2 separate regions of the Homo sapiens genome follow, and region 2 is linked to region 1. A link is a loop called in an ENCODE intact Hi-C map of the cell type or tissue named here. Cell type or tissue: dorsolateral prefrontal cortex. All regions are shown on one strand. Each heading gives the region's core, and the rest is flanking DNA. Links, peaks and the distances in the headings are about the cores only. Region 1 overlaps RAB11FIP4 (RAB11 family interacting protein 4). Region 2 overlaps RAB11FIP4 (RAB11 family interacting protein 4).

The links. Hi-C counts contacts between places; a loop is a spot of excess contacts. Peaks named below come from ENCODE experiments on the same cell type or tissue, not always from the same donor. Only the 100,000 strongest peaks of a DNase experiment are listed, where the experiment ranks them.
Region 2: a loop joins it to region 1, with 7 times the contacts of the local background. A loop is called at or near these places in 107 of 110 quality-filtered maps.

The regions. Positions count from the first base shown.
Region 1 is chr17:31,518,969-31,530,886 of GRCh38, forward strand. It overlaps RAB11FIP4 (RAB11 family interacting protein 4), which reads left to right. Exons shown (of 15, transcript NM_032932.6): 5 at 2,198-2,392; 6 at 2,947-3,081; 7 at 3,392-3,427; 8 at 4,544-4,643; 9 at 4,925-5,028; 10 at 6,122-6,262; 11 at 8,874-8,955; 12 at 9,438-9,575; 13 at 9,652-9,810; 14 at 11,358-11,501. Among named protein-coding and RNA genes, the nearest start is that of MIR4724, 10 kb to the right of the region's middle. RefSeq lists enhancers at 4,135-4,769, 5,428-6,042, 6,423-6,717, 6,658-7,272. In dorsolateral prefrontal cortex, for the core only: CTCF peaks have their summits at 6,569 (motif pointing left), 6,769 and 7,462 (motif pointing left); DNase peaks (open chromatin) are centred at 3,518, 6,563 and 7,463; H3K27ac peaks cover 3,325 bases.
Region 2 is chr17:31,432,859-31,444,776 of GRCh38, forward strand. It overlaps RAB11FIP4 (RAB11 family interacting protein 4), which reads left to right. Exons shown (of 15, transcript NM_032932.6): 3 at 1,176-1,264. Among named protein-coding and RNA genes, the nearest start is that of RAB11FIP4, 47 kb to the left of the region's middle. RefSeq lists enhancers at 849-1,578, 2,240-2,740, 2,741-3,241, 4,677-4,786. In dorsolateral prefrontal cortex, for the core only: CTCF peaks have their summits at 4,596 (motif pointing right) and 4,804; DNase peaks (open chromatin) are centred at 4,340 and 4,613; H3K4me3 peaks cover 635 bases; H3K27ac peaks cover 2,107 bases.

The sequences.
Region 1 (11,918 bases), core at 1,611-9,610:
ACTACAGGCGCGTGCCACCATGTCCAGCTAAGTTTTGTCTTTTTTTTTTTTTTTTTTTTTTTTTGAGACGGAGTCTCGCTCTGTCGCCCAGGCTGGAGTGCAGTGGTGCAATCTCAGCTCACTGCAACCTCCACCTCCCGGGTTCATGCCATTCTCCTGCCTCAGCCTCCCAAGTAGCTGGGACTATAGGTGCCCACCACCACGCCTGGCTAATTTTTTGTATTTTTAGTAGAGATGGGGTTTCACCATGTTGGCCAGGATGGTCTTGATCTCCTGACCTCGTGATCCACCTGCCTCGGCCTCCCAAAGTGCTGGGATTACAGGTGTGAGCCACCGCACCTGGCCAGTTGATCATTTTAATTACTTCCCATCTACTCTGCTATATTTTCTATATTGAGCATGTACTCCCATAATCAGAAATGTTATTTAAAAACAGTATTAAGACCTAAGTGACTTCCCAGTGAAGCAGTTTCACCTTTAACTTTGGTGTTGGCAGAAAGGAGTCCCTTCCATCTCAGCCCTCACCAAGTCTCTCGAGGGATACAGTGCTGTGGGGTGGTGGGAAGCTGCCACCATTGTGGCTGAGGAAGCCGAGGGGGTTGCAAGTGGCAGCCCCTTACCAGAAGGTGATGGTTACGACTGCTGCAGGGATTTGGAGAGGGAAGAGAGGGGTTCCCATGTTGGTTGAACCACATGAAATTGACAACTTTTAATCATTTCCATCTTCAAAAAAGTAATTTCATGTGGTTCAACCTAGTATATCTCAATGCAGGGTTTCTCAAACTCAAGTGATTCTCAGAGTCCTGATGTTCTTGGTGGGGCCCTTTGGGTCTGTGGATGGAGAAGAGGGGCCGTGCTGCTCGTGCTGCTCTCTGGGAGCAGCCTTGTAATCCCAGCAGTTTGGGAGGCTGAGGCGGGCAGATCACCTGAGGCCAGGAGTTTGAGACCAGCCTGGCCAACATGGCAAAAACCCCATCTCTACTAAAAATACAAAATTAGCTGTGCATGGTGGCAGGAGGCTACTCGCAGCTACTCAGGAGGCTGTGGCAGGTGAATCACTAGAACCTGGAAGGCAGAGGTTGCACCAATGCACTCCAGCCAGGCGACAAAGCAAGACTCTGTCTCCAAAAAAAAAAAAAAAAAAAAGACAAACTTAAAAAATAACACAGTATAACAACTATTTACATAGCATTTACATTGCATTAGGTATGATAAGTAATCTAGAGACGATCGAGTATACAGGAGGATATGCATAGGTTGTATGTGAATACTATGCCATTTCATATCTGGGACTTGAGCATCCTCAGATTTTGGTGTCCACAGGGGGTCCTGGAACAAATCTCTCTTGGATGCCAAGGGATGACCATACTCAGTCTTACAGTATCTAAAATTTTAGATCCATTTATATTCATTTTCTGTATTACTCCGAATGTTTTTTTTTCCTCTCCTTAAAGTGAAAGCAAGTTTATTAAGGAAATAATAAAACAATGGCTACTACAGAAGCAGAGCAGCTACTCCGAATGTTTTTTTGTTTGTTTTTTTGTTTTTGTTTTTTTTGAGACGGAGTCTCCCTCTGTCGCCCAGGCTGGAGTGCAGTGGCACAATCTCGGCTCACTGCAAGCTCCACCTCCCGGGTTCACGCCATTCTCCTCCCTCAGCCTCCTGAGTAGCTGCGACTACAGGTGCTCGCCACCACGCCCGGCTAATTTTTTGTATTTCTAGTAGAGTTGGGGTTTCACCATGTTAGCCAGGATGGTCTCGATCTCCTGACCTCTGATCCGCCCGCCTCGGCCTCCCAAAGTGCTGGGGTTACAGGCGTGAGCCACCGCGCCTGCCACTACTACAAATGTTTTAACAAACCTTTCAACAACTATTTGATATTCCACAATTTAATAATTTACTAACATTATAATTTAATAATTATAATTTGATCTAGCTGTAGCTAGACAATTAGGTTGTAAGCAGTGTTTTGCTACTGTGGAGTAGCATGGGTAGAATTGGTTTGAACTGTAGAAATGGTTTCTGTGGTGAGATGTTTCCCTTTAGATAGGGTCCCTGAAATGTACTTACCAGGTCAAGAGCTACAAACTTAATCGGTAGTGCCAATTAAAGGGAAATGCCTGTCAGTTTCCCCACCACGGGCTGTGGCTGGGGACCCATGAGTCCTCCTCTGACTTGGGTGCTCTCGGACCCTCAGGTCCCTGGTCCACACTCCATCCATGACGACCTCAGACCTTTCTACACACTCCACCACCTCGCTCATCAGCAATGAGGAGCAGTTTGAAGACTATGGGGAGGGTGACGATGTGGACTGTGCCCCCAGCAGCCCTTGCCCCGATGATGAGACCAGGACCAACGTCTACTCGGACCTGGGGTCTTCGGTGTCTTCCAGGTGGCCCCTTGGTCTGGGATGTCATTTGGGGTCAAAAGTTGCAGAAGCAATTTAAGCACATCCTAGGGGGTGGGGGGGTGCGAGTCCTGAGCTGGCCCTTTTCCTTTGTCCTCAGCTACTTGAGTTCTGCTCCTGGGGCTTGGGGTTGCTACCTTCGCACCCTGATTAGGGGTCAGGAGTTCCTCCTGAATTAACTGACCTAGGAGGCTGCACACTGGGGGCCACGGGGCTCTGTGTCATCTTGTATCCTAGAACCTCAGTGTTGAAGCATCCTTCCAAGTGACCCCTGTGATCCCTTCTCACCCACCTGAGTCACCACTTTCTCTGAAATGAGCTCGCAGTTTGCCTTAGCTGTTAAATGGGTATGCCTCACTGGCTTCTCTTTGAGCGTGTTGGAGAAGGGATGATCTGTTGCTATATTTCCACTCCCTGCCCCTCCCCCGTAACAAGGTTCAAAGGTACTGGGGACTCAAGTAAAGTCAGCTCAGCAGGGTGGTGTAGGGCACCAGACTGGACAGCAGTTAAGGTGGTGATTCCTTTCCCTCATGAATCAGTGCGGGGCAGACGCCTAGGAAAATGCGGCACGTGTACAACAGCGAATTGCTAGATGTTTACTGCTCTCAATGCTGCAAGAAAATCAACCTGCTCAATGACTTGGAAGCCCGACTGAAAAACCTGAAGGCCAACAGGTGAGGCCCAGGCCCAGCTGGGGGGTGAGAGGCCGGGGGGCCAGGGCAGGGCCTGGAGGGAGAAGCTACGGGCATGGCGAGGCGACCCCTGCTGTCTGGGCAGGTGAGAGCTCTCAGAGGAGGGTTGATCCAGGGGCTTTTTCTGCCACAGGAAATCAGGCTGTTTCTTCTCAGGACCAAGCTGACTAGTGAATTCCTTTCAGTGGGAGGGAAGAGCCTTGTCCTGCACTGTGGTGTCTTACAGCTAGGACAGAGTAAGGGAGTGGACTAGAACCCCTCTGTTCAATGACTGTTTCCTTTCTCTCTCTAGCCCCAACCGAAAGATCTCCAGCACGGCCTTTGGACGGTAAGGCCCGCCTCGAGGGAGGGCAAATTGAGTGCTGTCCCCATGCTGCCCACTGGCCGGGGCTCCCTGCCAGCAGCCCGGACTCAGCTGGTGCCCGCATGTGGCTGAGTGAGCAGAGGGGAACGAGGCCATCCCAGGGCAGTGCAGCCAGGGCAGCGTCACTTCTGAAAAAGAGGGGCCAGCTCCTCCCTGCTCTCTCCCCACCCCTTGTCCCTTCTTCAAATCCTAGGTCACCTTGACTTCAGGCAGGCATGCCAGGGATGCCCTGAGAGAGACAGAGCACCCCACAGCGTTCAGTGCCCTTCCTGCCTCTTGGAGCTGGCAGCCATACTCAATAAAGAGACCCCGGGTTTCCTGCAGGCGGGGATCTGGGCATGAGTGTGCGCCATTGGGGCTGGTCACTTTGCTCCGATTAAGTCCTGCGGCAGTTCAGTGTGGCCCCAGGTCCACACTCAGGGCTCTGGGAGCTGGCAGCAAGGGCCCAGGAGCTAGGTGGGTTGGCCTCTTGGCAGAGACCCTGGCTGCTGCCTATCAGGGAGCTGGAAGGGGATGTCACTGGGGGTGGCAGCTGGATTTTGCCTCAGGCACGGGTTAGCTCAGCAGGCCCAGTCCCACCCCAGCTCACTGCTCTGCAAGGCCTGGAGAATTCTCTGCCTTTGCCATCCCCCAGAGTTCCCAGAGACGTAGCAGGAGCCAGCTTGGTGGAGAGGCTCAAGCCTCAGGAGGCCCAGACCCTCTTCCAGGGCCATGGAGCTGGGCTACCTCCTTGGGGGCTTCCCCACTGGAAGAGGAGGGGGCTCACGTGCCAGCTGAGGTCACTGGGTAGCTGCAGGCCAGCATGCTGGCGTGAAGAGGGTTCTGAGGCCGCAGGAGAAGCTGTGCGTCATTGGCTGTGTCTGCCAGGGGACCCCGGGGGTCTGTACAGCCCATTTGCCATCCTCTGGGCGGGGTGATCCGCTGAGTTTGGCAACATTCTTCCTCTCAGGCTGAGTGAGGGCAGCCTCCTTAAAGGGGCAGACCCCCTGGGGTACTGGATGCTCGCCTAGCCAGTAGTGTGAGTAGGCCCCTGTCTCTGGAAGGCCCCTGCAGCCAGACACCCTCCTCCCACCCCTGCAGGCAGCTCATGCACAGCAGCAACTTCAGCAGCAGCAATGGCAGCACCGAAGACCTGTTCCGGGACAGCATTGACTCTTGCGACAATGACATCACAGAGAAGGTGGGCCTTGGGTGGCTGGAGAAGGGACTGAATGCATGCCTGCTCCCAGGGGAGATGGGGTGCACTCAGGCTACTGTCTGGGGACTTGGGAGACCCTGTACCTGCCTAGGAATTGGGGGCAGGTGGCCCTGGTCACGTGTTCCCCACTCCCCCACCCCACACATGACCGTTCTCAGATACACAGTGGTTTGGAGGTCCTGCTCATGAACCTCATGGCGTCGAGGTTCTCGGTTCTGTGGCCTCAGAGGTCTTCTCCACCCCACCCCGGCCCCCTGCTGCAGGTAAGCTTCCTGGAAAAGAAGGTGACAGAGCTGGAGAATGACAGCCTGACCAATGGGGACCTGAAGAGCAAGCTGAAGCAAGAGAACACACAGCTGGTGCACAGGTCAAGCAGGCAGCGGCGCTGGGGGCTCGGCCGTGACGCTGGGGAACAAAGGGGGGTCCATCTTGCTAAGACCTCCAGGAGGAGGCAGCCTCATGCCTTTGCAGCTCTGAGGGTCTGTGACGCATCAGCCTCTTGTCACATGGCCCTGCCCACATGTGGTGCCCAGGACAGGACCTTAGGGACAGGGAGACAGGTTGGAGCTTGACCTTGGCTCTAGGCCCAATGGATTCTACCCCCTGAGGTCTGAAGCCACAGGGCTGGTCCAAGATGGGAGTGGGGATCCACTGTGTCTCACTCATACAGTGACAGGAGCCTGACGTCCCTTCCTAGGGACAAGCTCTGCAGGGGACAGGCCAGTGTGAGCTGGGCGGTGGGAAGGGTCCAGCACTGCTGCTGATGGAGGTCCCCTGAGCCTGCCGTTCCTGATGCTGTCTGCAGTGGTGGATTCAGGGTTTAGTTGTCCTCACCAGATGGCATGACCCTTGGGGGACATACCCTGGCCAGGGGTCCGGTCCTCCAACTTGTCACAGGGCCCAAAGATGGGCCCTTTTGTACACCCCAGAAGGTCAGCCTGGTGGAGGGGCTGTTGCCAGTGAGACGTATCCCAGACCGAAATACCAACCAGGCTGTCACTGGGGTGCTCACATCTACGTGCCCCTGGCCCTGTCCCAGGTCTGGGGCAGACTTCAGGCCACCAGCCAGGATGTGCCTATTTTGGGAGTCAAGGTGCCCAATAAGCTGAATTATTAATCAGAGGGGTGGCCGGGAAGGAACAGCACAAAAAGAAGAGGTGAGGCCTGAGGTGGTTCCGGCCAGGTGTGGCTGCAGGGACTGGTGGGGGCGGTCCCTCCCTGTGCTGCCCTGAGCGCCCCACCTTCTGACTGCCAGGCCTGCCCCTCCATGGCATGTGTGACCGACACCCCCTCTATATGTGCGGTGTCCCCGTTCATCTCTCTGAAAGCTACTGGCCCACACGCCCTCAGTGGACATGCCAGTGACTCAGGGTCTCGGGGCCCAGGGTCCCCCGTGCCACAGCCTGGGTTGGGGTGAAATGGTGCAGGCCCCAAGAGCTTGCCCATTGCGCTGTCCTCAGGGTGCATGAGCTGGAGGAGATGGTGAAGGATCAGGAGACCACGGCCGAGCAGGCTCTGGAGGAGGAGGCGCGGCGCCACCGCGAGGCCTACGGCAAGCTGGAGAGGGAGAAGGCTACCGAGGTGGAGCTGCTCAATGCCAGGTGGGCCCCTCCACCGAGCCCCCTCCCTCAGAGGGACCCCCTGTCCTGGGGCAGCCCTGTGGGATAGGCGCTATCCCCATTTTATAGATGGGAATGTGAGGCTGAGGGGCAGCCTCTTGAGACTTTCCAGTAGTAACAGTTCCACTTTAATACCACGAGAAACACAGAGGCATGCTCTTCAGGAAGTTCGCTAAGGAATGTTCCCAGGAGCGTGGCTCACATTTGGTAATGCAAACCACACAAATGTCTGTCAGAGAAAAGGGCCTGGGCTGGGTCTCACATCCAGGCCTGGAGCGCCCCCTGCTGTCAGGTTCTCCCCTGACCCCTGGTGGACTGAGCCAGAGCCCCAGGGCCAAGGTAAATGGAAAACCCGGCTCCTGTGCCTTGCGTGTACCTGTGGCTTCGTCATTGGAACGTGACGCAGGCGGGACAAGGAGCAGCCCCGGGCCAGGGATCTGAGTTGGTCTCCCATTAGCTCCATGGCCTTGGACGTACTGGGTCACCTCCCTGTGTGCCCCACAGAGCGGCTGTGTGGGTGGGTGAGCCGATGTAAGTCCAGACCCTGCCCACGGGTGAGGGCTATGATGATGCCTCTGTGATGAAGCCCCTTTGCGGCCCTTGACCGAGGCCGAGGAGGCCGCCTGGGCTTCTGGCAGAGAGGACAGCTGCCCTGGCACTCCTCAGGCCCCCTGAGGCCCCAGTCTCCATGCTGAGGCTTCCCAGAGTTGCCGAGCCCCACCTGGCGGCTGGTGGGCTGCTGAGCAAATGACTGGGAGTTGGGCTCTCAGGCAGGTACCTCCCTGCCCCCGTGTCCCTGCCCCTGTGCAGTTTGGTGAGGAGACTTCCCAACTCCCCGGTGTCTGAGACCTGCTTTGCTAAGTTACCCACCAGGGGTTCATTTTACATTTTGACTCTATTCTAGAAGCTGCTGTTTTGCATCTGTTTCTGGAGGCTGGTGCCTAGTTAAGGGTGACTGCTCTCGCTCAGCCCGCCTCGGCAGCTGGCCCAAGAGAGGTGGCTGGGACACGGGAGGTGGTAAAAGACAGTGTGAACCTGGGCCACAGGACAAAGTGCAGAAAGCCAGCCCTCGGGAACTGTCTCCTAACGTGTGCCCGTCACACAGCTCCGGGGGCGCCATTCGTGTAAAATATCCGAGTGGTGTTCCCAGAGTCCTGCCGTATGCTTGGTTCCCTACCACTTCCACCCGCTTGGGGCCACCTGCTGGTGGTGGGGCTGAATTCCTCTCTGGAGCCCAGAGGGCAGTGGAGGCCCAGAAGCCATCCTTCCAGGAAAGAGGACATGATGGGGAGGTGGTGGGTTGAGAACGGGATGCTCTGCAGGAGTCACTGCCAGAAGTGACCCTGTTCAGTTCTGCTGCCACCGACGGCCCAACTCACCTGCACCTATTCTCAGACCATTTAAAACTGACCTGAGGCCGGGCACAGTGGCTCACGCCTATAATCCCAGCACTTTCGGAGGCCGAGGCAGGTGGATCACGAGGTCAGGAGATGGAGACCATCCTGGCCAACATGGTGAAACCCCATCTCTACTAAAAATACAAAAATTAGCCAGGCGTGGTGGTGCGCGCCTGTAGTCCCAGCTGCTCGGGAGGCTGAGGCAGGAGAATCGCTTGAACCCGGGAGGCAGAGGTTGCAGTGAGCTGAGGTCACGCCACTGAGACTCCGTCTCAAAACAGACAAACAAACAAAAAACTGACCTGAACACCCAGGCTCTGTCTTCTTGTGGAATCCCTTTAGGATTCCCTTTGTGGAATTCCTGTGTGAACGCTAACACAGAGGATTATTACTGTCAGAGCCCATGCCTGTGGTCATCAGAGGGAGGTGCAGTGAGCGCTCAGAGAAGAGCCCTGGATGAGATGCTGTTGGCGGAGAATGAAAAGCCAATATGATCATTGCCTTCAAGTTACAGAGTCTAACAGGAGGGCCCAGTCACAGAAGCCACAAGAAGACTGTTTCTCCATCTAGCAGAAAGACATCCCCGTGTTGTCTGAGGATCTGAAGGATGCATACAAGAAGAATCTGCGTTCCTACTCTCTAATGAATGTTTCCACTTATTGGAAAAATAAAGGCCACGTGTGGTGGCTCACTCTTGTAATCCCAACACTTTGGGAGGCCAAGGTGGGCGGATCACATGAGGCCAGGAGTTTTTGAGACCAGCCTGGCCAACATGGCAAAACCCGTCTCTACTAAAAATACACAAATTAGCTAGGCGTGGTGGTGCATGCCTCTAATCCCAGCTATTCAGGAGGCTGAGGCACGAGAATTGCTGAAGGAGTTAGAGGTTGCAGAGCTGAGATTGTGCCACCTCACTCCAGCCTGGGCAACAGAGCAGGACTCTGTCTCAAAAAAAAAAGAAAGAAAATAAGAATGATAATTTACTATTTTGCTTACAAATAGTCCTTACTATTTTGCTTTGGCTGATAGGAAGCTCACGGCTAAATTGTCTTTGACATAATAATCATATTCTTTCTCTCAGTTGGTTTCTGGTATCTTTCCTCTGGGAGGAAGCAGAGAATCACTGCAGACTGGCAGGCGCTTATCAGATAGTCTACATTCCAGGTTTCTGAGATTTGTCTTTCTCCTTTCGCCAGGGTGCAGCAGTTGGAGGAAGAAAATACAGAGCTTAGAACAACAGTGACTCGGCTCAAGTCTCAAACAGAGAAACTGGATGAGGTGAGCAGCAGATCCAGGCTTGGAGGGGCAGGGCTGGCCATCGGGAGCCTTTAGTTTATTGCTTCTGAAATTCTAAACAAATGCCGCACCCCCTAAGAAATGCAAAAAAAGTGAATAACAACTTGTGTTTCTGTATTTCTGATTTTCCAAGTTTTCTACAGCGAATGTATTTATTACTTTATACAATGGAGAAAAATTAGTTTTAGAAAGAGGTTAGCTTCTATTTGGGCTAACACCTTCAATTCAGGTTGCATCTAGCATCGTTGAAGGACTTCAGAGGCCTGAGGTTTTTAGTTGTATTTCTAGAATCATCGGGGCTCTGGCCGTTTCTGTAAGCCAAGACTCAGGGCTCCGTCTAAGGGAGCTGGTTTCACTGTGCATCTGCCTCGTGAAGATGGCTGACCAGACCCCAGGGACACCCCTGGACATAGTGAGCCCCTCTCTGGGAACTCTCCTCCCCTGATCGGGTCTCCCTGCTCCAGGAGCGGCAGCGCATGTCTGACCGTCTGGAGGACACCAGCCTGCGGCTCAAAGATGAGATGGACCTGTACAAGCGCATGATGGACAAGCTGCGACAGAACCGCCTTGAGTTCCAGAAGGAGCGGGAGGCGACGCAGGAGGTAGGTCCCAGGCCAGCAGGCACCAGGGCTCCTTCCAGCATCCCTGCTCCTGCCAACCTGCTTCTCTCCCTCGCAGCTCATCGAGGACTTGCGGAAGGAGCTGGAGCACCTGCAGATGTACAAGCTGGACTGCGAGCGGCCAGGCAGGGGCCGCAGTGCCTCCTCTGGCCTAGGCGAGTTCAATGCCAGGGCCCGCGAGGTGGAGCTCGAGCACGAGGTCAAGCGGCTCAAGCAGGTGGGTCTAGCAGTCTCTGTGTCCAGTGGGGCAGGGTGGCCGGGCCCACCACGTGGGTTTCCTGTGCAGGATCTGTGGTAGGGGAGCCCAGAGCTGTAGCAGCACTGCCTGTCTGCTTCTCAGCAACCTGTTTGCCAGGGCTGACTGCCCCATTTCACAGCTCAGGAAAATCGATCCAAAGATCTCTCCCTTACGTCTATGTAAGGAAATAGACCCTGCCTTGGTGCTCAGGGTGGAGGATGAGACCATACCCAGCTGCAGTATAGTGCCTGGAGGCATTGGGTTCTCCCAGAAGTAGACCCTCACCCAAGGTTCCTTTTTTTTTTTTTTTTTCCCAAGAGACAGGGTCTTGCTCTGATACCCAGGCTGGAGTGCTTTGGCACTCCATAGCTCACTGCAGCCTTGAATTCCTGGGCTCAGGTGATCCTTCTGCCTCAGTCTCCCTAGTAACTAGGACTACAGGCACACACCACCATGCCCAGCTAATGTTGTTTTTGTTTTTTGAGGCAGGGTCTCACTGTGTTGCCCAGGGTGGAGGGCAGTGGTGTGATCACAGTCACTATGGCCTCAAATTCCTGGGCTCAAGCAATTCTCCTACCTCAGCCTCTCGAGCAGTTAGGACTACAGGAGAGCACCACCACACCTGGCTAATTTACTTATTTATGTATTTATTTCCAGAGATGGGGTCTCCCTATATTGCCCAGGCTTGAACTCCTGGGCTCAAGGGATCCTCCCACCCTTAGTCTTTGAAAGTGTTGGGATTACAGGAATGAGCCACTGTGCCTAGCCAGAAGATTACATTTCAAGGAGCGCTGCCTTAGCTAGAGACCTTTGGGTGGGGGAGTGGATCAGGAGGAGGCAGTGGCCAGGTGGTGCTGGGTGAAGTGTCAGCTCTGCCTGACCCTGCAGGTGGAAGAGCCTGCAGCATAAATTATCCTTCTGAGTTTGTTCCACTGGGGACAAAGGTGCTGGTGGCTGTGCTCTCACAGAAATCCTAAAACCCCAACCCTTCTCCTAGTCTAGGGGTGGGGTGCCCAGGGTCCCAGGTGTGAGCATTAGGGCTCTTTAGGCAAAAGCTGGAGTGTGAGACCGGTGCATGGGATCTGGGCGGGTCCGCCTGGGTCAACTCCAACCAAGCAGGATTCGGAACGTGGCTGCTGGGGGAGCCAAGGAAATGAGCTGGCCAGCCTGCCCAGAGAGCCCAGAGCATCACTTCCTTCACTGGGCTGCTGGGTGGGTGATGTCCCTATGCAGGGCCTAGGGAGGAAGGGATGGCCAGGAGCCTTGGCTGCGCTGAGCAGGGCTGTAACTCCTCCACAAACCCTGTGCACTCCCAGGATGCCAGTCCCCTGGACCAGGACCCAGCCCTCCTTGCCCCCAGCGCTTGGCAAAGGCTGCAACATCTATGGCCCCTTGAACCAGCCGTGACACACACCTGTGGGAATGGCGCTGGCGGCAGGTCGGGGACGGTGGATGTGGAGAAGTGGGTTCCAGTGGGCTGTGGATGCCTCTTGGGGTTGATGTCGCCTTCGTCCTTCTCTCTGTAGGAGAATTATAAGCTGCGGGATCAGAACGACGACTTGAATGGGCAGATTTTGAGCCTCAGCCTCTACGAAGCAAAAAACCTCTTTGCTGCCCAGACTAAAGCCCAGTCTCTGGCTGCGGAGATAGACACCGCCTCGCGCGATGAGGTAACCACACCACCGGCTCTTGCTTTGGGGCCTGGCCGCCCTCTGTGATTCCTTCTCCCGGCCCCCACCTGCCCAGAGTGAGAAAACCAGACCAGGGCCTGGCAGAGAGTCCCATCTACAGCTACCCCACATGACAGGGCAAGGCTGTGAGCAGGGGAGGGGGCTGCTGGAGAAGTTAAGTCAGCTCTGAGTTCCGCCTGTGCTGGAAGGAGTGCGGGTTTGGTTCAGAGTGGAGTGTGAGTCTTAGGTCGGCCAGAAAAATGCCAACATAGCCAGCTGAGTGGATCAAGCTGTGACTCTGGGTTAGGCTATCACTCCCGCTCTTCCCAGTCCAGAGAGGGAGGACATTAGCATTTCCCCAGCACCTGCTTCTGCGGTGTGTTTTCACTTAATCTCCTGATGACTCTGAGGCTTTAG
Region 2 (11,918 bases), core at 1,418-9,417, 86 kb before region 1:
CACACCTATAGTCTCAGCACTTTTTGGGAGGCCGAGGCAGGCGGATTGCTTGATCTCAGGTGGATCACTTGAGTCCAGGAGTTTGAGACCAGCCTGGCCAACATGGCGAAACCTCATCTCTACAAAAAATACAAAAAATTAGCCGGGCATTCTGGTGTGTGCCTGTGGTCCCAGCTACCTGGGAGGCTAAGGTGGGAGGATCACCTGAGCCCAGGAAGTTGAGGCTGCAGTGAGCTGAGGTCACGCCACTGCACTCCAGCCTGGGTAACAGAGTAAGAACCTGTCTCAAGAAAGAAAAAAATCTGAGACAGTGGCATAGGTCACCAGCCAGGTGGACTTGCTAAGGCCTCCCCACTAGCTGCAGAGAGAATGCAGTCACTTCTGGAGTCCCAGGGTGTCTGCTTATCTGTGAAGGAAGCCATGGTTTCCTGTCTGCGGCTCAGATCAAGTTTAGCCCTTTTCTGTGGGGTGCCTATGAGTCCTGGGAGGGTGGAACGATGCAGGGTGAGGGATGAAGGGAACCAAATACACGGTGCAGGGGGCACAGAACACAGAAGGTGCCCAGGGAAGGTTTTCTGCGTGGATTTGACAATGGGCCACTGCAGGCTGCACCTGCCATGTGCCTGTGCCAGGCATTTTGTCAGGTCCCCCTCCCAGTTCAGTACAACCTTGGGGCGTTTGGTTGGGATCTCAGGAGCGAGGCCAGCCGTGTACAGAGTCAGCAGGAACTGCAGCTGTCCTGCGGGCAGCCCTGTCCTGGACGTCCCAGGGTCTGCAGGACACGGGGGGCGCCCAGCCTCGGAGGAATGGGTGTGTTTGCTTTCTCCAGAGGCTGGCACAGTCGTTTGGAGTCCCTGCAAGCCAGGTGGGCAGCACTGCCTTAGGTCCCCTCCCCCAGGAAGGCCTCCTTCCTTCCTGTTGCCCCAGCCTGCCCTCTGTGTGTGGGAATTAGTCCCAGAGGACAAGGGCCTCTTGCAGCTCCCTCCACAGTGCCTTGAGCTGAGTTCCCCACCGCCTGGGCTCCATCCCTGCCTTCCAGTGCTCAGCTGGCCTCCTGGAGCCTCGGGCCCCCACCTCAGCCCTTCCCACCCTATGCCCATTAGTCAGAAGCAGAGCAGCCGTCCCAGGCTGAGGCTCAACCCCTCACTGTCCCGTGTGTCTGCCTGTCTGCGCAGGGTGCGAGGAGCTGCTGAAGGATGTGCTGTCGGTGGAGAGCGCGGGGACGCTGCCGTGCGCGCCAGAGATCCCAGACTGCGTGGAGCAGGTAAGGCTTGGGGGGCCTCAAGGACCTCCATGGCTCTGCCTCCTCCTTCTTGGTCTTGCCTTTGCTCCATTTTCAGTATCTGGGAGGACCCAGAACCTCCCTCTGAGGACCCTTCTTGAGCATCAGAGTCAAGAAATAGTTTTTGGAACAGGAGCCCTGAGTCCCCTTGGGAAGCCCCAGCAGAATGTGTAACAGCTGGGGGTCCTCACCCAGCAACTTTATTTCCCATCTGTGGCACGGAGGAGAGACTGAGTTCCAGACAGGGAAAGTGGCAAGTGGAGGGGAGGCAGGACTAGAATTGTTTCCTTTTCTTCTGCACCATCGCTCTCTGAGCTGAACGCTTCCTGTTTGTTTGTTTTCAAACAACAACGAATTCTCCAATTCTCTGACACTAACTGGTGTCCAGCAATCAGTTCCACCTGCCACTAACTACCCAGCATTAGCACAGACTCCATGAGTCAAGGTCAACTCCATGAGACTGCCCCACCTCCCACGCCAGCTGCAGTTCTTCCTGGATAACTGCAAACACAGGGTTCCCAGGACCACCTCCCTCGGGCTGGGTAATTCACTGGAAACACTCAGGAAATGGTTGTACTTACGATGATCAGTGTATTACAAAGGATACAACTCAGGATTAGCCACACGGAAGAGATGTACAAGACAGGGTATGGGGAGCAGGGATGCAGAGCTTCCGCACCTTCGCTTAGGGGCGCTGCCTCCCAGCACATCACCGTGCTACCAGCACCCGGGCTCTCTGCATCTCATTGTTCAAGAATTTGTAGGCCTGGCGTGATGGCTGATGCTTGTAATCCCAGCACTTTGGGATGCTGAGGCAGGAGGACAGCTTGAGCCCAGGAGTTTGAGAGCAGCCTGGGCAAGATGATGAGACCCCGTCTCTACATAAAAACTTAAAATTAGCTGGATGTGGTGGTGCACACCTGTAATCTCAGCTACTGGGGAGACTGAGGTGGGAGGAGCACTTGAGCCCAGTAGTTTGAGACTTCAGTGAGCTGTGATTGTGCTACTGCACTCCAGCCAGCCTGGGTGACAGGGCCAGACTCATCTCCAAAAATTAAACAGTTTTTACAACCCAGTCTCCAGCCCCTCTCCTCTGCCTGGAGGTTGGGGGTAGGTGGGAAGGTGAGAAAGTTCCCACCTTATTGTATGCTTGGTCTTTCTGGTGACCAACCCCATCCTGAAGCTCTGTATCAGGAAGCGGGACAAAGACCACAGTCCCCAAGGCTCTGTTTTTCTGTTATCATTGCCTAATGGTGTGTTTCTTATGAAACTTTGAACTAGTTTTCCAAGCAGTGCAGCTTCATCCTACAGAGAAACAGTTGAAGGTGCACAAGCTGACAACCAGCGAGGTCCCTCCTGGTGGCAACACCCAGAACTAGAAGAGGATGATTTTGATTTCTTACCCAGCCCAACCCCCAAACCTTTTCCCCAGTTCTGATGGGTGCCTCCTCTGGACCCCAAAACATGAGTATGTTTATAGCTGAAGGAGATCCAGGACCCCAGAGGCCACTTTGGCTGATGGTAGGCCTCTTGGAATCCAGCTGGGTCGTGGGGTCAGGGTTAGGTTCCCTGGGCAGGACTGGAGGAGGGACAGTCCACAGAGAGGGACACAGTGCTGAGGGCTGCCAAGTCCATGGTGGCAGAGACCAAAGCCAGGCACCAACTGTGGGCCAGGGCCCCCAGGCTGGGAGTCAGGTGGCTAGGCCTCAGGCTGCTGTGCTCAAAGCAAGAGCCCTCAGGGATGCGTGGAGATAGCTGGGCCCCAGGCCCATGCCCATGCCAGCAGTGATGGCTCCAGGCCTGTCTTGATGGGTCCAGCAAGCAGGGGTTGAATATGTATTTGGGGCCAGCTAATGGAACCAGGATTAGGAAAGAGGACCTCCACTGTGGGACAAATACTGAGTGCCCCAGGAACTTTGCTGGGGGGGCCCTTCCTGGATTGCTGAGCAGGAGGCAGCGTGCAGAGGTGTGCAGGACTGGGTCCATACCCACGTGGGCCACCCAGGACAGGCCATGGAACCTGAGCACGTTCTTCTCAACCCCGCTGAGCGTCAGTGTCCTCAACTGTAAAACAAGGCTTGCTGTGCCAATCTGGAGGGTCTGTTGTGAAAGTTCAGTGGGAAGACAGACCCCTAATACGTGCTAATTCCTCGCCGCCTGCTGCTGTAAGAAAATGGTGCTGAAGTTACCATTTGCATTTTTCAGTTTACCCTCGGATACTGGTGTTGCAAAATTATGTTAAAGTAAAGCCCTGCCCCAGGAACTGGAGGGCAGAGTGGAGCCGAGGCCTGGGGAGAGGGGGTGGGAGTTGGGGTAGGGGTGACGTGTTCCCTGTAGTCTTTGGCTGCTTTTGTGGCCCCCACATTCTGCCATTCACACCTCTGGAAAAGGTGGCACATGGAGAAAAGATGAGCAGGGGGTGCAGAAGAGTGGGCCTCCACCAAGGTACTCTTTTTTGTAAACCGATATTGCTTTCCTCCAAAGTCTAGAGGTTATGGGAAAGCAGAAAGAAAGACCGCGTCAGCCTATCTCAGCAAGCCTGGTGCTTCTCCTTGTTTCTTCATGGGACTTTGCAATCCTATAGGTTTTTGTTGCTTTGGGTTTTGTTTTTTGTTTTTTTTTTGTTTTTTTTTGTTTTTTGTTTTTTTTGTTTTTTTTGTTTTTTGAGACGGCATCTTGCTCTATCGCCCAGGCTGGAGTGCAGTGGTGCAATCTCGGTTCACTGCAAGCTCCGCCTCCCGGGTTCATGCCATTCTCCTGCCTCAGCCTCCTGAGTAGCTGGGACTACAGGTGCCCGCCACCATGCCCAGCTAATTTTTTTTTGTATTTTTAGTAGAGATGGGGTTTCACCATGTTAGCCAGGATGGTCTCGATCTCCTGACCTCATGATCCACCCGCCTCGGCCTCCCAATGCTTTGGATTTTAAGCTTCTCGTGGGTGAACTCCTTTCTGCCCTCCATGGAGGTCTGGCCCCGGCTTGGTTGGCCAGAGCCTAGTGAGATGGCGGTAGCTGTGGACACAGTGGCAGCCTTGTTCATTATGCTCGCTGGGGCTGCTTGGTTGACCTGGACTCCATTCCCTACCATGGGCTTCTGCGTGTTGGCAGGGAGAGGAAGGGGGCACAATCCGAAGACCAGCCTGACGGGGCAGACGGCTTCTGGATTGTGAATGAGTCCTCTTCCTGGCTTAGGCTCCTGTAATAGCAAGGTCAAGACCACAGCTCTGCAGATGAGGTGTCAGAGTGGGCTGGACTGGGCAGGTCCGAATTTCTCAGGCCCGGCTCTCTGCGCCCTGCTGTGTCTTAGCTGTCCCCTAGGGGTCAGTCTGAGACTGAGAAGAAGCGGGTGCCTGGATCACTACGTAGGCTTCCCAGATGCCCCCAGGGAACGCAAACCTGAGGCATGATTTGAGGAGGTGTGGGGATGACACACAGATGGGATGGCAGGCGCTCCATCCCTGTGCCATGCGTGTATGTTGGGAGGTGAAGCTTGTTTTTCGGGCACAGCCCCCTCCCCTCAGGGTGTGGACGGAGACCTCTGACTTAACCACTGGATGTGGCTCGTAATTAAAGCAGTGAATGCTTGAGTGCTGGCTGGTGGGCCAGCAGCTGCCACCTGGCCCCTGAGAGCACCCTGCCCTTCTTGACCCCCTCCCAGGCCCCGAGAAGCCTCTAGCGTTGGGCATCAAGCAGGGGCCCCTGGGGTTGCTGTCCAGACCTCAGGCCAGTGCAAGTCTATCCCGGGCAGTTGATGCCTGGATGCACCAGTTCCTGACCTTACTGGATGTGGCTCCACCTGCGTCCCCAGAGCCCTGCGAGACCCTGGCAGAGGGAAACTTTGAGGCTTGGGAACCCCAACTGTTGAGCAGGCTGTTGAGAGAGTTTCCTGACCCAGGGAAATTTGCTTCTGGTCAAAGGGAATGTTAGGTGTGTCCTGAAGGACTCCCCAGGTTCCCTGGGTCCATGCATGGGGTCCCTGGAATCGCCCTGGGAGTCCCTCTGAGACTGTCCTGCTCAGGCTGCCCATCAGCCCCCAGTCCATATGCTATAGGGGCCCCCGTGGGGAGGGGGCATGGAGACACGTGGAGAGCCCGACACTCGGGTGCTAAAGGCAATGGGATAGTTGCTAGGGGCCCGTGGTCACCCCTCAGCAGGCAGTAATGTGAACCCTAATCCTACAAGTGCTGTAAGGCCCTGGGCCCTGTTCATCCACCCTATGGTGGATGAAATGGAGAGGGCATCCAGCCACCTGCCCCTCCTGTGTAGCCACCACGCCAGCAAATGGTGTCAGTAGCCTCCAACCCAGAGAGTCATCCTCAGCGCCTCCTCATGCAGCTGCCTTGAGTCCTCTGTTCCCCACTCACCCCTGCCTCCCCCTTCCATCACAGCCACTGCCACCCACTGACCGGGCGTCCTCCTGTCCTCAGCCTTCCTCTCTCCACACCCCCATCCCGCTCCTGGGACCCGTCCTTACCAAGGGATGAAAACCAACATCAGCTCCTACCCACTACTCTAGCCTCATCTCTCACCATGGTGCATCTCACACCTAAAACTGGCGATACCAAACCGCTCCCCGTTTCCTGAGAAAGCCATGTTCTCTCTTGCCTCTGAGTGTTATCTTTCTCCTAGGATGTCCTCCCTCCCGCTTCCTTGTCAGGAGCTAACGTCTACTCACCTTTTTAAGACTTACTTGCCGGGAGTGGTGGCTCATGCCTGTAATCCCAGCACTTTGGGAGGCTGAGGTGGGAGGATTACTTGAGCCCAGGAGTTTGAGACCAGCCTGGACAATATAGTGAGACTGCTTCTCTTAAAAAAAAAATTTTTACTTAGGTACCGCCTCCTCCAGGAAGCCTCCCTGACTCCTTCTGCCCCAGCCCAAAGGAGAAGGACCTGCACTGAGCTTCCTGGGGGCCCTTCACCCTCTACCACTGCCTGAACCTCACCCTTCATGACAGCCAGCCCCATGTCCACCCAGTGGCTTCAGGGCTCAGGCTGAGCTCCTCCTTTTCACCCCCAGGACAGCACCCACAGCAAGCATCGTTATCCATGCTCCTTGGGTGTGTCTCTAAGTATTTCTAGAACTAGGTATCTGGAAGCAGAATTGCTGTGTCAAAGGGTATGTAGATTTTGTTTTTTAACAGATACGGATGAAATTTTCTTCCACAAAGCCTGTACCATTTGTATCACCCAAGCACTATATGAGATTGCCCCTTTCCCCATGGCCTTCGCCAACCCCGGAAGCCATCCATCCACCTGCTGGTCTCCGGCCTAGCAGCCTGAGGGGAGGAAAGCCCATTGCTGCCGTCCTCTGTGCTGCCCAGCTTCCTAGGGAGGCGGACCATCTTTTTCTTATCTTCCCATACCCTCTGGATTTCTGCTTTTACGAATTAGCTATTCATATTCTTTGCCCATTTTCGATATGGTTGTTTGTCTTTTCCTTATTGATTTATAAGAAATCTCTGTATATTCTGTTTTTTGCTTGTTTGTTTTTTGAGGCAGTCTCGCTCTACTGCCCAGGCTGGAGTGCAGTGGCTCAATCTCAGCTCACTGCAACCTCTGCCTCCCGGGCTCAAGCGATCCACCTGCCTCGGCCCCGCAATTAGCTGGTACCACAGGCACACGCCACCACATCCAGCTAATTTTTGTTTTTTTGTTTGTTTGTTTGTTTGTTTTGTTTTTGGTAGAGACAGGGTTTTGCATGTTGCTCAGGCTGGTCTTGAACTCCTGTGCTCAGGTGATCTGCCCACCTCGGCCTCCCAAAGTGCTGAGATTACAGGTGTGAGCCACAGCAACAGGTTGAAATCTCTATATATCCTGATTATCAATCTTTATGGATTTTGCTTGTGTTTTAATCTTGTTTTAGGAGTGTTTTATTACACAGAATGTTAATTCTGATGTCATCATTTATCAACCTTTTTATGCCATTTGCATTTTGTGTATCATTTTGTGCCTTCTGTACCTCCAGGCTATAAACATATTCTCCTATATATAGTTTTCAGATACTTTTGAGAAAAAGAAGTATTTATGCTTAGCTCTTTTATCCACCTGGAGCTTATTTTTGCTTTTGGTGGGAGTAGAGATCTGGCACTCTTACTTCCTCAATATGGCCAGTACTTTGAGTTCCTAATGTTGAATAGTCCCTCTTTCTCAATTGATTTGAAATTTTATCTTTATTGTATGCTAACTTACCTTATATACGTAGGTCTCTTTCTGGACTCTGGTCTGTTATATTGATCTGTTTGTCTACCTACTTTTAAGCCAAAACCATAGTTTCAGTTACTCTTGTTTATAGTTTGATATCTGATAGGGAAAGGCTCTCTCATCCTTCTTTGTTTCTTTAACCTTTAAGGCCAGGTGCGGTGGCTCATGCCTGTAATCCCAGCACTTTGGGAGGCCAAGGCAGGTGGATCACCCGAGGTCAGGAGTTCAAGACCAGCCTGACCAACATGGTGAAACCCCATCTCTACTAAAAATACAAAAATTAACCAGGCATGGTGGCACATGTCTGTAATCCCAGCTACTTGGGAGGCTGAGGCAGGAGAATCACTTGAACCCGGGAGGCGGAGGTTGCAGTGAGCTGAGATCACGCCATTGCGCTTAAGCCTTGGCGACAAAGTGAGACTCTGTCATACACACACACACAAAAACAAATAAAAAAAACTGTTTTTTTGTTATTCTTACATATTTTCTTTTCTGGAACAGCCTTTTTGTCAAGCTCTATTGCAAATCCTGTAGGAGATCATATTTGAAATTAAATTTGTGCATTAATTGAAGGAAATTGGCTTCTTTACAATATTGCATTCTGTCATCCAGGAATGCATATATCTTTTCATTTATTCTGGCCTTTTATGCCCTCTAGGAAAGTTTTCTGTTGTTTTTCTTTTTTGGTTTTTTGGGTTTTTTGAGATGGAGTTTTGCTGTTATTGCCCAGGCTGGAGTGCAGTGGCTGGATCTCTGCTCACTGCAACCTCTGCCTCCCAGGTCCAAGCGATTCCCCTGCCTCAGCCTCCCTAGTAGGTGGGACTACAGGTGCCCACCACCATGCCCGGCTAATTTTTTGTATTTTCAGTAGAGATGGGGTTCTACTACGTTGGCCAGGCTGGTCTCAAACTCCTGACCTCAGGTGATCCTCCTGCTTCGGCCTCCCAAAGTGCTGGGATTACAGGTGTGAGCCACCGCATCTGGCCGGAAAGTTTTATAATTTTCTTAAATAGGTTATGCACACTTTCTTCTTAGGGTGACTATATTTGGAGTTTTTGTGCTGATATGTGTAGGATCTTTTTGCTATGATATTTTATAACTGGTTACAACTGATGTATAGGATAGGTTTTCATTTTTGGTGTTAATCTTGTCATGATAACCCTATTAAACTCTCCTTATTTTATTTATTTATTTATTTATTTATTGAAACAGGGTCTTGCTCTTATTGCCCAGGCTGGAGTGCAGCAGTGTGATCTCGGCTCACTGCAATCTCTGCCTCCCGGGTTCAAGCAATTCTCCTGCCTCAGCCTCTCGAGTAGCTGAGATTACAGGCGCCCACGACCATGCCTGGCTAATTTTTGTATTTTTAGTAGAGACGGGGTTTCACTATGTTGGCCAGGCTGGCCTCGAACTCCTGACCTCAGGTGATCTGCCTGCTTTGGCTTCCCAAGGTGCTAGGATTAGAGGTGTGAGCCACCATGCCTGGCCCATTAAACTCTCTTTATATTTAATAGTTTATTTATATGCTATTTTCTATCATGCTTAATTCTATATAACAAGGTAGCCATGCTGCCATTTTAAATTTTAAATGGCAACATGATATTTCATCACATGAAGACAACCAAATTTATATACCAGTTTCTTATTGTTGGGCGTATATACACTTTTTTTTTTTTTGAGACGGAGTCTCACTCTGTCGCCCAGGCTGGAGTGCAGTGGTGCAATCTCGGCTCACCGCAAGCTCCGCCTCCTGGGTTCACGCCATTCTCCTGCCTCAGCCTCCCAAGTAGCTGGGACTACAGGTGCCCGCCACCACGCCTGGCTAATTTTTTTGTATTTTTAGTAGAGACAGGGTTTCACTCTGTTAGCCAGGATGGTCTCGATCTCCTGACCTCGTGATCCACCTGCCTCGGCCTCCCAAAGTGCTGGGATTACAGGCGTGAGCCACCATGCCCAGCCAGGTGTATATATATATTTTTAACGTAATTTGGGGAATGAACAAAAGCAGTGTAATAATCATTCTTATAGCTAAGTATTTCCCCACAGCAGCAATCGTTGCTTTAAAGTAAATCAGAGGTTGGCAAATTACAGACCCCACGAGCCAAATCTAGGAGCTTGTTATTGTAAATAAAGTTTTACTGGAACACAGCCACACCCATTTGTTCACATCTTATCTGTGGCTGTTTTCACACTACAGTGGCAGAGCTGAAAAGCTGCCACAGAGGCCAAATGGACTGCAAAGCTTAGAATATTTACTGTCTGCCCTTTACAGAAAAAATTTGCCAACCCAGACGGTAAATTCAGGCAAGTGGAAACTGTTTTATGAAAAGGATGCAAAGGCTGGGCGCGGTGGCTCATGCCTGTAATCCCAGCACTTTGGGAAGTGGAGGCAGGTGGATCACCTGAGGTCAGGAGTTTGAGACCAGCCTGACCAACGTGGTGAAACCCCGTCTCTACTAAAAATACAAAAATTAGCCAGGCGTGATAGCGCATGCCTGTAATCCCAGCCTCTCGGGAGGCTGAGGCAGGAGAATCCCTTGAACCCAAGAGGCGGAGGTTGCAGTGAGCTGAGATCGTGCCATTGCACTCCAGCCTGGGCAACAGAGTGAGACTCTGTCTCAAAAAAAAAAAAAAAGAAAAGGATGCAAAATATTAAAACTGCCTAATACTAATCTGCCAAATTCCTCTGCAGGAATCCCATCAGGATTGCGTCAGATTCCTGCTACCCTTTTGATACTGGTGTTGCTGAGTTTTCAGATCCTTTAAATTTGAGAGGCTAAAATTAGAACCCCTCTTTTGAATTATAATACAGTTTAACTTCTTAAAGTACATTTTTTGGTCACTAAGAGGGCGTTCTTCATGAATTGCCTGTCGACATTCTCCACCCTGGCTATGTTTACTTCTATTGAGTATTTTTTAAGAACCAGAAATATAACTTTTTGACATACATTAAATTTTTTCCAGCTTGTTATTTATTTTTAACTTTGTTCATGATACCAAATTTAAAAATTTTTATAGCCAATTCATCATTCTTTTCCTTTATGGCTTCAGCCTTTGGTGTAATGCTTATAAATGCTTTCCCGCCCAAGATTGTGAAACTGTTCTGTTTTATTTTTGTGTATTTGATTTTTAATTCGTAGAATTGACTGATGTCTAGAGTGAGGTAGGGATCCAGTTTGCCTTTTTCCTGTCAGTTCCTCTTGCCCTCCCTCACCTGGCTGGAACCAGCAGCTTCTTGCTAGGCTATGCTTACGCACGCAGTCCCCTGATGGCAAAGGAAGTGAGGTTTGCCCGGTGCAGTGGCTCAGGCCTGGAATCCCAGCACTTTGAGAGGCCGAGGTGGGCAGATCACTTGAGGCCAGGAGTTCAAGACCAGCTTGGCCAACATGGCGAAACCCCATCTTTACTGAAAAAAAAAGAAAAAAATTAGCCTGGCATGATGGGGCATGCCTGTAATCCCAGCTACTTGGGAGGCTGAGGCACAAGAATCACTTGAACCCAGAAGGCAGAGGTTGCAGCCAGCAGAGATTGTGCCACTGCACTCCAGGCTGGGCAACAGAGCAAGACCCTATCTAAAAAAGAAAAGAAGAAAAGAAATGGGGTTTGCTGGGAACCCAGACCTGAGCCTGAGCCCAAATTGGCTCTTTTGCTCATATTCAGAAGGGGCTTTGCCAAACCCTTGTCTTCCTGGAAGTTTTTAAAATGATGATAACCTGTGCCTCTCTCTAGAACTTGCTGGGGAGGAGGCCTACAGCCTGAACATCTAAGCCCACCCTCGCTTCATTTCATCCATCCTGAAACAAGCATTTCTAAAACCACTCATGACAATGGCACTTATAAGTTCTAAAAATACTTTTCCTGACAAACAGCACTGTGATTCACTGTGCTGGTGGAGGTGTGGGTGGGGTGCCATGCTCCCACTGGTGTGGTGGCAGGAGGGAGTTTCAGAGCCCAGGGAAGCAGCCTTTCTACTTATATCTGGCCCCAATATATTTTTCTATGTTTCAACACCCCCCCCACCCTTCTAAAGAGAAAAAAAAATCTACTTATCCCAAGCCTCAGAGCTTCTGTAAGATCCTCGATTTGTGTCTTTGGGAAATAACTCAACTCTGATTAAGCCAAAGGTGGCGGGGATGGAAGCAGTGCAGATATGGAAGCCCCTTTTGTTCGTTGCCTCAGCCTGGTCTGCCCTGGACCGTGTGTCTTCTACCTCCTACCCCTGACCATCCCTACCCTAGAGACGCTAAGCTGAGCTGGCCAGCAAGTGCTACTTCCCACGGGCCACCTCCTGCCTAACCCAACCCTGACGCCCAAGTCCACATGTATCTTTAGAACCTACTCACCAAGTTAGAGCTTGACAAAACCTTGGAGAGGCTCCTTACATCCCGTCTTTTTAAAGCTGAGCAGGAGGGAAAAATTTGGGTTTTATGAACCTGT